Linked DNA regions of Homo sapiens: region 2 is linked to region 1. A link is a loop called in an ENCODE intact Hi-C map of the cell type or tissue named here. Cell type or tissue: endothelial cell of umbilical vein. All regions are shown on one strand. Each heading gives the region's core, and the rest is flanking DNA. Links, peaks and the distances in the headings are about the cores only. Region 1 overlaps BTBD16 (BTB domain containing 16). Region 2 overlaps HTRA1 (HtrA serine peptidase 1).

The links. A loop is a pair of places that touch in the nucleus more often than their neighbours do. Peaks named below come from ENCODE experiments on the same cell type or tissue, not always from the same donor. Only the 100,000 strongest peaks of a DNase experiment are listed, where the experiment ranks them.
Region 2: a loop joins it to region 1, with 6 times the contacts of the local background. A loop is called at or near these places in 6 of 110 quality-filtered maps.

What each region holds. Positions count from the first base shown.
Region 1 is chr10:122,296,802-122,302,172 of GRCh38, forward strand. It overlaps BTBD16 (BTB domain containing 16), which reads left to right. Exons shown (of 16, transcript NM_144587.5): 8 at 967-1,036; 9 at 2,203-2,333. Among named protein-coding and RNA genes, the nearest start is that of BTBD16, 28 kb to the left of the region's middle. In endothelial cell of umbilical vein, for the core only: a CTCF peak has its summit at 2,134 (motif pointing right); a DNase peak (open chromatin) is centred at 2,170; H3K27ac peaks cover 782 bases.
Region 2 is chr10:122,492,665-122,498,035 of GRCh38, forward strand. All of the region lies in intron 3 of HTRA1 (HtrA serine peptidase 1), which reads left to right. Among named protein-coding and RNA genes, the nearest start is that of HTRA1, 34 kb to the left of the region's middle. RefSeq lists an enhancer at 1,793-2,992. In endothelial cell of umbilical vein, for the core only: no CTCF peak of the experiment used is centred there; DNase peaks (open chromatin) are centred at 1,707, 2,427 and 2,977; H3K27ac peaks cover 1,904 bases.

The sequences.
Region 1 (5,371 bases), core at 68-5,067:
GAGCTGAGCCCAGACGAACTACAATAGTCAAAGAGGGAGAGAGAGGGGACAGTGTGGAGCAGTGTTAAACAACGGCACTGCAGCTGTGCCAGCCCTGACATTCCTTCAAAGTGTGGCACCTGCTCCTGCCCCAGGGCCTTTGCACATGCTGTTTCCGCTTCTTGGAATGCTGGTCTTTGAATCCCTGGCCTGGCCTGTTCTTTTTCCTCCTCTTTCAGGTTTTAAGTGCCTCTCTTCTGACTTCTGGTCACTTTTCTGATTTAACCACACTAGGCTGAAGTCTCCATCATCTGCCTTCCCATCACACCTTGTTCTTTAACTTTTTAACCCTTAACATGACTGCCAAATGTGGTTATCTGTCTGAAAGTTGACTTAACATGTCACCTCACTGGCCCATCAGTTTTGTTCTTTGCACACCAAGGACCTCTCCAGGTGCCTAGCACACGGTATGTGTTCAATGAATAGATCCTTCATGGGTGGGTGAGCCAAATCAACAGGTCCTAGTCATGAGCTCGCAGAGACCTTCATCTGAGAGCTGCTCTTTGATTCCATTTGTGCACAGAGAGGAATGGGACTTGAGGCCCCTCTGGTGGCACCATAAGGGTCTGTACAGGAAGACAGTCCTCAGGCAGGGGGATGACCAGATGGCTATGTTGGCTAAAATCAAACCTCATCTCAGCACCTGGTGGCACTTCAGCTTTGAGCAATAATCCTTGTTCCCTGCTATAGGGTTACTTTGTTTTCTCCTGAAGGATTTGATTTCTGGCCTCATCTCCCAGCCCAGAGCTATTTCTAACAAGCCATGTTGGTCTTGTCCTCTGGCCAAATGTCCATACCCCTAAAGCGAGGCTCCCTTCCGTTCAAAAGTCTGCTGCTGTCCTGGAGTTGAATGAGAATCTCTGGGACTTTCCGCTTCTCCAAAAGCAGTGTGGGGTTCCTCCAGAAACTGCAGTTCTCTCTCTCCAGGTGCGTGGATGTGATGATAGCCAGACTCAAGCCAAGCACCATCAAGAAATTCTACGAGGCCGGCTGCAAGGTGAGAACAACCCAGACGGGGCACATCGCCCCTTGGGGGGGCCTTCAGGAGCAGCCTAGATGCTGGGATTTTACCCACCAGGCCTACTTCCCCCCAGAATATCTATTTGAAGTCATCAAATATTTTATTTTGCCACATGAACACATTTGTGTGTTTTTTTTTTTAAACCATCATTTTATTTTTTTAAAGGATGTTTTAACACCAAAAAAATAGAAAGACTTTAATCTTAGATGGGGGAAGAAGCAGCATAGCCTTTCTCACCGAAACAGCCGAAGACCTTCCAGAACATTCTTGCTGGAGTTGTGAGGTCTAGATTCACCTGGGTCTAATCAGTGTGTCAGGGTTAGGAATAAATGATAGAATCCAACCTCATTCTCAGAGGAGAAAACAGAGCCAAGGAGGGCAGCAGCCTGCCCAGGGGAACCAGCTGGGTCCAAAGCCCAGGCCTCCTGACTTCAGCTCTCTCTGTATGGCCACCAGTGACCTGGGGGGGGATACCAAGCAGCATGCCACAGTTCTCCCATCATCGCGTCCTCCCCTTCGCCCCACTGGTAATTCCAAGGCCACTTGTGGTGGAAACTGCATCCTGGTCAGCATTTCTCAGCAATGCTTGGGCTGCAGAAGGACCCCAGGCCCAGAAGCTATTCGAGGTGTACTGAAGCTCTCTCAAGGTCCCTGGCTCTAAGACGCCTTTTCCACTTTCTCTGCCCTTCAATTCCTGCTTTTTGGGTGTGTTCATAGCCTCAGAACTCCTGCGAGGTACACCCCTTGGGCCCTCCATGATCAGCCACTGACTTGAACTAGTGGGCAAAGCCTATGGTCAGGTTGCCTGGGTTTGCATCCGGCTCTGCCACTTACGAGTTGTGTGACGACAGGCAAGAGCAGGAACCTGGGAGCGTCAGTTTCCCCACCGGTGACCTAGGGATAACAGTGAACCCACCTCATAGGTTTTCGCTGAGGATTGATTTAAATCAACTGAGTGCAGCGCCTCGAGCATAGAAAACACTTAGAAAAGGTATCTGCTGTAATTCATGTATTTTGTAGAAAAGGTTTGAGCGCCTCTGCAGTGACTCTCCCTCTGAGCACACGTGTAGTGTCGTCTCAGGCCAGCAGAGGGTGCCAAGAGCTCAGGACTTCCTTCATCAACTGGCTTTTTTTTGTCTTAGTACAAGGAAGAGCAGCTCACCACCGGCTGCGAGAAGTGGCTGGAAATGAACTTGGTTCCTCTAGGGGGGACGCAGATCCACCTCCACAAAATCCCACAGGACCTGCTCCACAAAGTGCTGAAGTCCCCCAGGTCAGAGCTGGCTCCCAGGGTGCGGCCCCTGAGAGGGGGATGGGAGAAAGTAGGGGCCAGGCTGGGGAGGGAGGTGCTCTGATGGAGGCTGCACCCCCACCTTAAGCTTCCTGCCCTCCTGGACAGCTGAGCCTTGGCTGGGGCTGGAACTCAGGGTGCTGTGTGTGGGGCTGGGGAGAGGGCTCCCTTCTCGCTCCTTCTTGTGGGTAGGAACCCTCTGAGTACCTGCTGTCTCAGGTATTTTCACCTGGGTGCGAAAAATGAAAGACTTAATTACCTAAGTAATTTTTAGAAAAAATCCTGACAACATCAATGCACATTCATTTTAGAAAATGAAATCTCTCACCCTAAATCAGCTTACATCTCCGGCGCTGGCACCTCTGCTGAATAACTCTACACCCACGTATCTGATCGCCTGCTTGACCTCTCTGACAATTAAGATTAAAAGCCATCTCTCGGTGCCCCTGCCCTGTCCTGCACCCCAACCCTGCCCCCAGTGTTCCTCCACCATCTGACTAGCGGATCAAGCTAGACCCTTGATAGTCCTGGACGCCACTTTGACCATACCCCAACCCTGAGGTCATTTCTACTTCCAAATCAAGTCCAGCGCTATGGGCCTCGCTCCATGGGTAGCAGCCCCAGCCCAAGATCGGAGGTCCAATGTCTCTTATTTTGGACCAAGGTGACCTCTAACTGTCTTGCTTCTGGTCTGGACCCCCTTCTAATCGCATCTCTAGCCAACAGCCTTTGCCTCTGGTGACCTGGCTCCTTCAACTCACACAGCATAAGTGCAGCCACGGGGCCCCCCCTGAAACTTCCCTGATGAACACCTCCCCATACCGGGCCTTGGTTCATGCCCATCCTCCTACCTGAAATGCCTGTCCCCTGCCAGGCTCCTTCTCCCTTACAGAAATTCATGGAGATGTTTCCCAATGCCGGGCTTTTTAGGTTATTTCTAATGTTTTACCAATATAAATAGCACACTGGTGAACATCCTTCAACATTTGTCTTCATCTCAGATTCTTTCCCACATTAAATTCCTAGAAATGAAGTTACTAAGTCAAAAGAACTTTCTATTTTGTGTTAGTCTCTTAAACATTTTTATTTGAAAATAATTTCAAATTTAACGTTGCAAGAATAATGCATAGAATATATACAATATATAATGCATAGAATATATGCAATAATGCATAGAATATATATTCTATGCAAAGAATATTTGCATAGAATATATACACAATAATGCATAAAATATATAGTTACACCCAGTACTGCCAATCACCCTAGAGTTCAATTTCTGCCCTGCTTGCTATATCATCTGCGTCTCTACGTGTATCTACATATACACTTGTTTTTTCTGAACTATTAATATTAGGGAGTAATTTGCGTTTATTAAGTTCCTTTACTCCACATGCTTCAGTGTTTATTTCCTAAGAAAAAGAATTTTTGAAAAATATAACTATAGTGCAGTTATCAACTTTAAGAAATTTACATTGATGTAATACTTTAATGTCATTTGCCCAATACTGCCTTTTATAGCATTTTTTCTTTCTTCAGTGCTGTTTAGGACCACTTAGTTGTCATATCTCTTTAGGACTCTATTTAAAAGGATCTTGGTACCCATTTCCAAGTTACCAAAATTTTATTACCTCTGAGTAAATTTCAAAAGTGAAAACTAAATTATGCTGAAAATCCTAGTAGAATATTAGAAAATGAGGGTTTACTCATGTGTATGTGTGGAAAGTGTTCTGATTTCAGAAATTAGATTTGGAAAGATTTATTCTACTGTTGATGTGAATTGGCTATGTAGCATGCAATGCCCTCACGTTTACAGAGATGGGAGGCAGGTAGAACAGAGTTCTGGGACAGAGGGAAGGAGACCATATTCTCTAGGAAGCCTCCAGGAGTCCCAGCCTCATGCCAGCCCAGGGCACTGGCTCACTCCTAAAGTCATTCCGTGGTGTTCTCTGCTTTTCCCCACTCAGGTGCTCCCCCACTCCCCAGCGGAGCAAAGGTTGCGCAATTGTTGAGGAAAAGATAAACATGGCATCCCTTAGACTTTTCATAACATTGTCCCTCCCTTGGAAAGGCTGAGCTGTCACACCCTGGCAGCATTAACCAAGAAAGGAGAAAAAAATGTCTGACCACAACCGGAAGGTTAGCGGTGGGATAAGCCTGACAAACGTATGCTGGGCAGAAAAAGAGGTCAAGAGCATTACGTGTCAAGTGTCTAGACTCATCAGCTTGGCAGACATGACTGATGTGGAAAATGGGTCCTGCTCCTCCGGCCCCTCCCCAGGAGCTGTCTGCACAGACAGTCCAGGGCTATCACTGAAGGGAAAAGAGCCCTGTGTGGCTTCAGGCATGTCATCAGCCATGTGCCCACGCTGACCACTCCCCAGGCTCTGCCCACATCTTCTGAGGTTGATCTCCAGTGGCTGCCTTTGTTAAAGCTTGAGGGAGGTGGGAAACGGTTCAGGAAGAGGGGGGCTTGTTAGAAGTTTCACTGGCTAGGGCTTCTCATATTAGGGTGCTTGTGAGTTTCAGGCTGCTGGCCGGTGGATTTGGCACCATGACCCACAGCTGTTTCAGAATGCACCTTTCTCCAACTAACATTTTGGTGTGTGCTGTGTGCTATGTGCACTCTCCCTTTCTATCCCCACCACCCCACGTGGTGGTCACAGTTATTATCCCTGATATAAGAGGGCTAACGATGGGCAGGGCAGGGCCTCCACTGGCTCCAAAGTCCACGTCTTGCCCTGTGTGCTGCACCCCTCGTCGTTGGTCATGGAGGCCAAGGCTACCAGCAACTAAAAGGACATAGTGAGAACCGAGTGGTCCCAAGGAGTCACGTGGCCCCGGAGTGGGATGTGTGGAAATGCAGACTCCAAGGTCAGGGGTGGAGTGGCCCTTGGCTTGACTTATCAGCCCCTCCAGCTGTGGGGCCAATTCCCTGTTTGTGGTCACATGTGTTTGGAACAACGTCCATTTCTCAGCAGATGCTGCAGCTTCTGGGCCATTCAGCCGTCTCCATCTGA
Region 2 (5,371 bases), core at 209-5,208, 200 kb after region 1:
AATAAGAATTGCCACGGACATCTGTGGTCATTGTCCACTTGCCACTCACCTACCCCCTTTTCTGGCAGCAACAGCCGGCATTTCACATGTCCATCATCGGACAGCGTAGGTGGGACCATCAGTCATGGTGTCCTACCCTCTGTGGCCAAGGAGTGGACACAGGACCCAGTTAGGGCAAGCAGAGGCTCCCCTTGGAATCGCAAAGTGAAGCTGGATGCCACCCACAGAGACTAACATGGTGAAGCTGCTGTAGCCCCTGCTGTTGAGCCCCCAGCACTGCCTGAGTTCTTGCACTTTGTGAGTCCAGTTTAATATCTGCTTTTCCTCCCATTCTTGGAGCTCCCCTCACATCTCCAGTGGCTTGAAGTTGCCAGAGATGTTTCTGGGCTTGTGACCAAATGACTCCTTTTCTGCTTCTCACTGCTGAGCAGACACATGTGCGCTCACTTTGCCTGCTGAGTCTTGGGACCCGGAAGAGCTTTTGGGAGACAATCACGGACCAGCCCCCTCTTGCCTGCCCTGCTGTCTCCCTCCAAGCAGGAGGTGAGAAGGTGTCCACCTGCAGCCCCGGCCAGGCATCCCTTTCTGTGCTTCTGCCCAAATCTGAAATTCCCCTCTCCTTGGGACCCACGACTGGGGCCAGCCTGCCTGGGGAGGGAATCCCAGCTGCAGAAAGTCGGGACAGTGTGCGTGTAAACATGTTAATAGAAAGCAGCTTTGAGGGCAGACTAGTTCAGCTTCAGTTACAAACTCTTTCCAAATGCGTTTAACATGAGCCACTGGCTGTGCGCAGCATATGTCAAGCTTTCATCCAATGGTGGCATTTTGTCCCTGCGGGGTTTTTTTTTCCTGAGCAGTTTGGGGCAGGGGTGGGGACAGGGAGAGAGAAAAGTAAAAAGAGAGCAGTTTGGTTTCTTCAGGCTGGAGTACAAGGCAGAGGTAATGGGATGTATTGAAGAAGGTAGGAGGGAAAGTTACTTTAGCTACAGCTATTTGTCCAGCTGTGCTGATTAAGAAACTTGGAGAAAAGCATCTTTGGAATCATGTCCTTCCCATCTTATATACAGCCTTTGCAGATTTCCTGCTGTTCTGAGAGAGATCTGAACTCCTTACCAGGACCTTGAGGGCCCCACCTGATTGGGCACCCCTCACTCTCTCTGCCCCTCCTCCCCTTCCCCTCCTCCCCTCCTTTCTCCACCCCCACCTGCTCTGCTCAGACACCCCTTCCTTGGTTGCTTCCCACAGGCCAGGGCTGTCCCCTGGGGCCTTGGCTGTTCCCCTCCCAGGAGCGCCCCTCTCCAGCTCCTCATGCAGCCAACCTTCCTGTCCTTCAGGCCTCTGATTAAATTCTGCCTTAGACATCTCTCCCCACCCCGCTGTGTGAGGTAGCGCCCCATGCCCCAGTCCCCTCAACTCCACTGCCTCACTTTGGGGACACATCACCCCAGGGACAACTGCATTCCACTCTTGGTTTTTCCCTCCTCGTCTATTTATCACAATTTAGAGTCGCCTCACTCATTTGTCAAATGAAGTTCATCTCTGCAGCTGGACTGCGGGGTTGGGGGCACATCCGGCTGTCGGTCCTCAGGTAGGAGGTGCTTGGCAACCTTGTTCAGAGTAGGACGTTCACAGCTGTCTGCCCCGGAGGAAGCAAGGGCACCCGCCACATGGATGGAATTGAGGGGAAGGCACCCGGGGCTCCTGCATCGAGCTTCCCTCCTATATTCAATGAGGAAATGACCCTGCAGAAGGCTGGCTGCAGATGCCCCTGCCTCCCGGCTTTGCCTGCTTGGAGTTTGATGGACACGTGGTCCTGTCAGGGCTACAGCAGGTCTATGGTCTTTGGTAACGGAAAGCGCTGGTGAAACAGTGAGCTTTCCCGTGGGTGCTTTTCCCTGACGCCAACAACCAGGTAAATATTTGGAAACGGCCTTGTTGAGGCTTGTGAGGTGGTTTTCCTCCCTCCCCTGTAGGCCTGCGCCACCCCCCCAACCCCACGGCCACCTTTGGGCCAGATGGCACCCACAGACCTGTTTGAAGTGGCCACAGAGGGAGCCCTCTGGGCGCTGGGGCCGCTGTGTTTGCAGAGGGTCCTCTTACTGCTGAGCTGGCTGGTGCAGTGAGAAGGAAGGCCGACACCCCTGATCCTCATCAAGTTCAGACGGGGGTCACTGCGGGTGAGGGGCCTGGGGCCTTTTACATGTCCCGGGAGCTGCTGAGCAGGCCACTCTTCTCCAGGCCACCAGAACTTGGCCCTGCGCATGGTGAATCTTCCCTGAGTCAGCTGAGTGAGGGGGTTCAGGCAGCCCCCCGGGACATGGCAGTGGCGGGGAGTGGACTGGGGTGGTGCTTGCCATGACTCACGCCGGTTCTCCTCAGGCAACCGGATGGTCAGATGCGCTGACTCAGTGGCCTGAGCTCGTCCAAAAGCGAATCAGAGAACACAGGGCCTGGGCTCACCCGCTGCCCTCTTCTGGAGTCATCTGTCACTCATCCTCATGAAGGAAGCGCCTGGGAGCCTGGAATGCACATCGCACTGCCCCAGCTCCCCTCTTGTTTCTGTGTTTTTCCATTTTGGATTCTTTCCCCCAACGCCTTCTGTACTGGGCATTTTGTGGTCTCTTCTTTTTCTCCGAGAACTCTGAGGGCTACCATTGCATTTGCTAATGATGCCACAGACGGTGTTGACGTTATGAGGCTTCTATTACTGTATTGATTTTTACCATTTTTAGGGGGACGGGAATCAATATTTCATGAGGGAATGTGAAGCCAGACAGTGAAGTAGAAGCTGGCTTTTATTTTGTGCCAGGCTTTGTCCAGAGGCGGGTGGGGACGTGGCTCCTAAGCTCTTGATTGCAGCTCCTTCTGGCTTGGGAAACGTTTCAGTTCCCCAAACTCTCAGAACTGGATCCCCTGTGTGTTCTCTGGCCCGGATTCAAGAACTTAGTTGATTGTCAAGGAAATTCTTTGGCTATATTTTTCTCTTAATATGGTAATGCCTTTTTTCACTCTGGCACTCTCTTTTCAGGGAATTGGATTAAGACTATTATTTATGGGTCTGACAAAGCAGTTCCCAAGTTGTTGGGACTGGATTTGTTTAGGAATGTCTCCTGTCCTCTTCATTGAGGGGGGAATACAAATTGCTTCCATTTGACAGTTTATCAAGTGTGTGACAGAGTATCAGAGTCCAGGGTTGGCCAACTACAGCCAGTAGTCCAAAGCTGGCCCTCTGTTGTTGTAAATAAAGTTTTATTGGGACATGGTCATGCTCACTTATTTAGGTAGAGTGTATGGCTGCATTCAGTCTACACCAGCAGAGTTAAATAGTTGTGATGAAGACCACGTGGCCCGTGAAGCCAAAAATATTTGCTTCCTGGCCCTTTACAGGAAAAAAATTCCCAGCCCCAGTGGCAGGCAATTAACACCTTGTCCTCGAGGAGCTGAAAGTGGCTGGAGGCAGGAATGCTTATAAGAACCAAGCGAGGTGAAGCACTAGGTGGCCGCGGCGAGCAGGAAGAGAAGCTGATTTTGTTTGCCCTTTCGTTTGCCAGAGATTGTGGGTTCTTTTTTTTTTTTTTTTTTTTTTTTTTTTTTTGCAGAGATGAAGCTTTGATCTTGTCACAATAGCAGAGGGAGGCCTTATTTTTGTCTATTTCTCTGTGACATTGGTAGAAAGGACTTTGTCAGAATTCCAAGCTATTTGGCAATTATCCAATTTTGAGATCCTAATGGATCTTTCGAGGTCTAGTTTGTTCATTCTTTTAGTGATTCCTTGTTAATTCCCTGATTTTATAAATGTGTGTTGAACATCTGTCTTGGCCAAATACTTCTTAGGTGCTGAGGATGCAGCAATAGTGGGCAAAGCCATGGGGCTTAAGATCTAGTGTGGGAAATGGGTGATGTAAAGTAAATATGGCGATAAGTACAGTGCACGAAGCAAACAAGTGAAGGGGTAGAAGGTATCAGGCTGCAAAGACAGCAGATAGTGTAGGCAGGGAATCTTATCTGAGGGGGTGACATCTAAGCTGAGATGGAAAGGACAGTGAGAGCCAGCCAAGGAAACAAGTTGGGTGACAAGAGTTGCAGGTGGAGTTGCTTAATTTCCCACTTCTGCTCAGCCTGCAGATCCTGGATCTTGGACTAATTGCAAACTGTCATTTCCTCGTGAGTTTATTAGAACCCTCCAGAACAAGTTTCTGGTTAGCTAGTTTCTCTGTGTGTTGTCTCATTTCTTGTTGGTTCTGGTTCTTTGGGGTTCCTACTCATACTCTGGAAAGCTCCAGTGTCTTAAGTAGTCAGTCTCCCAAGAGTCTGAAAGCACAAAGATTCACAATGATACGATCACCTCTCAATCATAGCAGCATTGATGCAGTTCCGTAGCTGGTTTCCTAAAGCCATCCAGATCTCTTTCTGTGGCAAGAGAGAAATAAGACCTTCTGGTGAATTGAGGACTAATTATCCTAATAAACATGCGAATTAACAGTTCCTTTGGTTAAACAAAGCACCAGAATCTGATAATGGGAACATGTGACTCATGGTATTTCCTTCTTTGCTTTATCTACCAGGCAGCTCACAGAAACCACTGGCCTTCCCTGTGTTCCCATTTTATGTCATAAATATATATTTAATTAACTTATTATAAAAGGCCCTTTGTTCATTGACCATATCAAATTATTCTTATATAGAAGAGGTTATACATGTTTTAAACATTTTAAAATAAATCTGAAAAGAATGCTACATCCTGGGCAACTTCCCTGCATTTGGGGCTCAAAGAAGCTCTATGTGGTTATGGGTAATGAGGAGCCAGAGTGCCTTCAGGGCAGTTCAGCAGATGCTGAAAGGCTGCTGTGTGCTGTTCGCTGGGCCCACCAAATAGAGTAGGACTGAGCCCCTGTCCACCATGACAGCCGGGAGATACAAGCTGTTCCCTTTGCCTCCCTGAGCCCTGAGCTTTATAGCCTATAGACAGCTGAAAAGCAGGCTGCATCCGTTACCCAGTCAGTTACCCAGACCCAAATGCCAGGCCTTGGCTAACCCCAGTTATTACCTAATTTTAATATCCCAATGGATGTTTTAAGACCTGGCTGGTTCATTCTTTCATTTATTTACTTATTCATTGATTTTGTAAATATTTCTGGAGCATCTGCCATGGCCACATGCTGTTGTAGCAGCATCAGCCACTCTGAAGTTGGTGGATGAAAGGGGATGCATCAAAGGCGCTGATGTATGGAGGAGACGCAAGTTAGACTTGACCAAGACAATATTATTCCTCCTCTGGATGCCCCGAATATATACAGTCATTAGCTGTCGGGCCCCCATGTGGCACTGTTGACATTTTGTGGTTTAAACACTGAAGAGTAAGGGAATATTG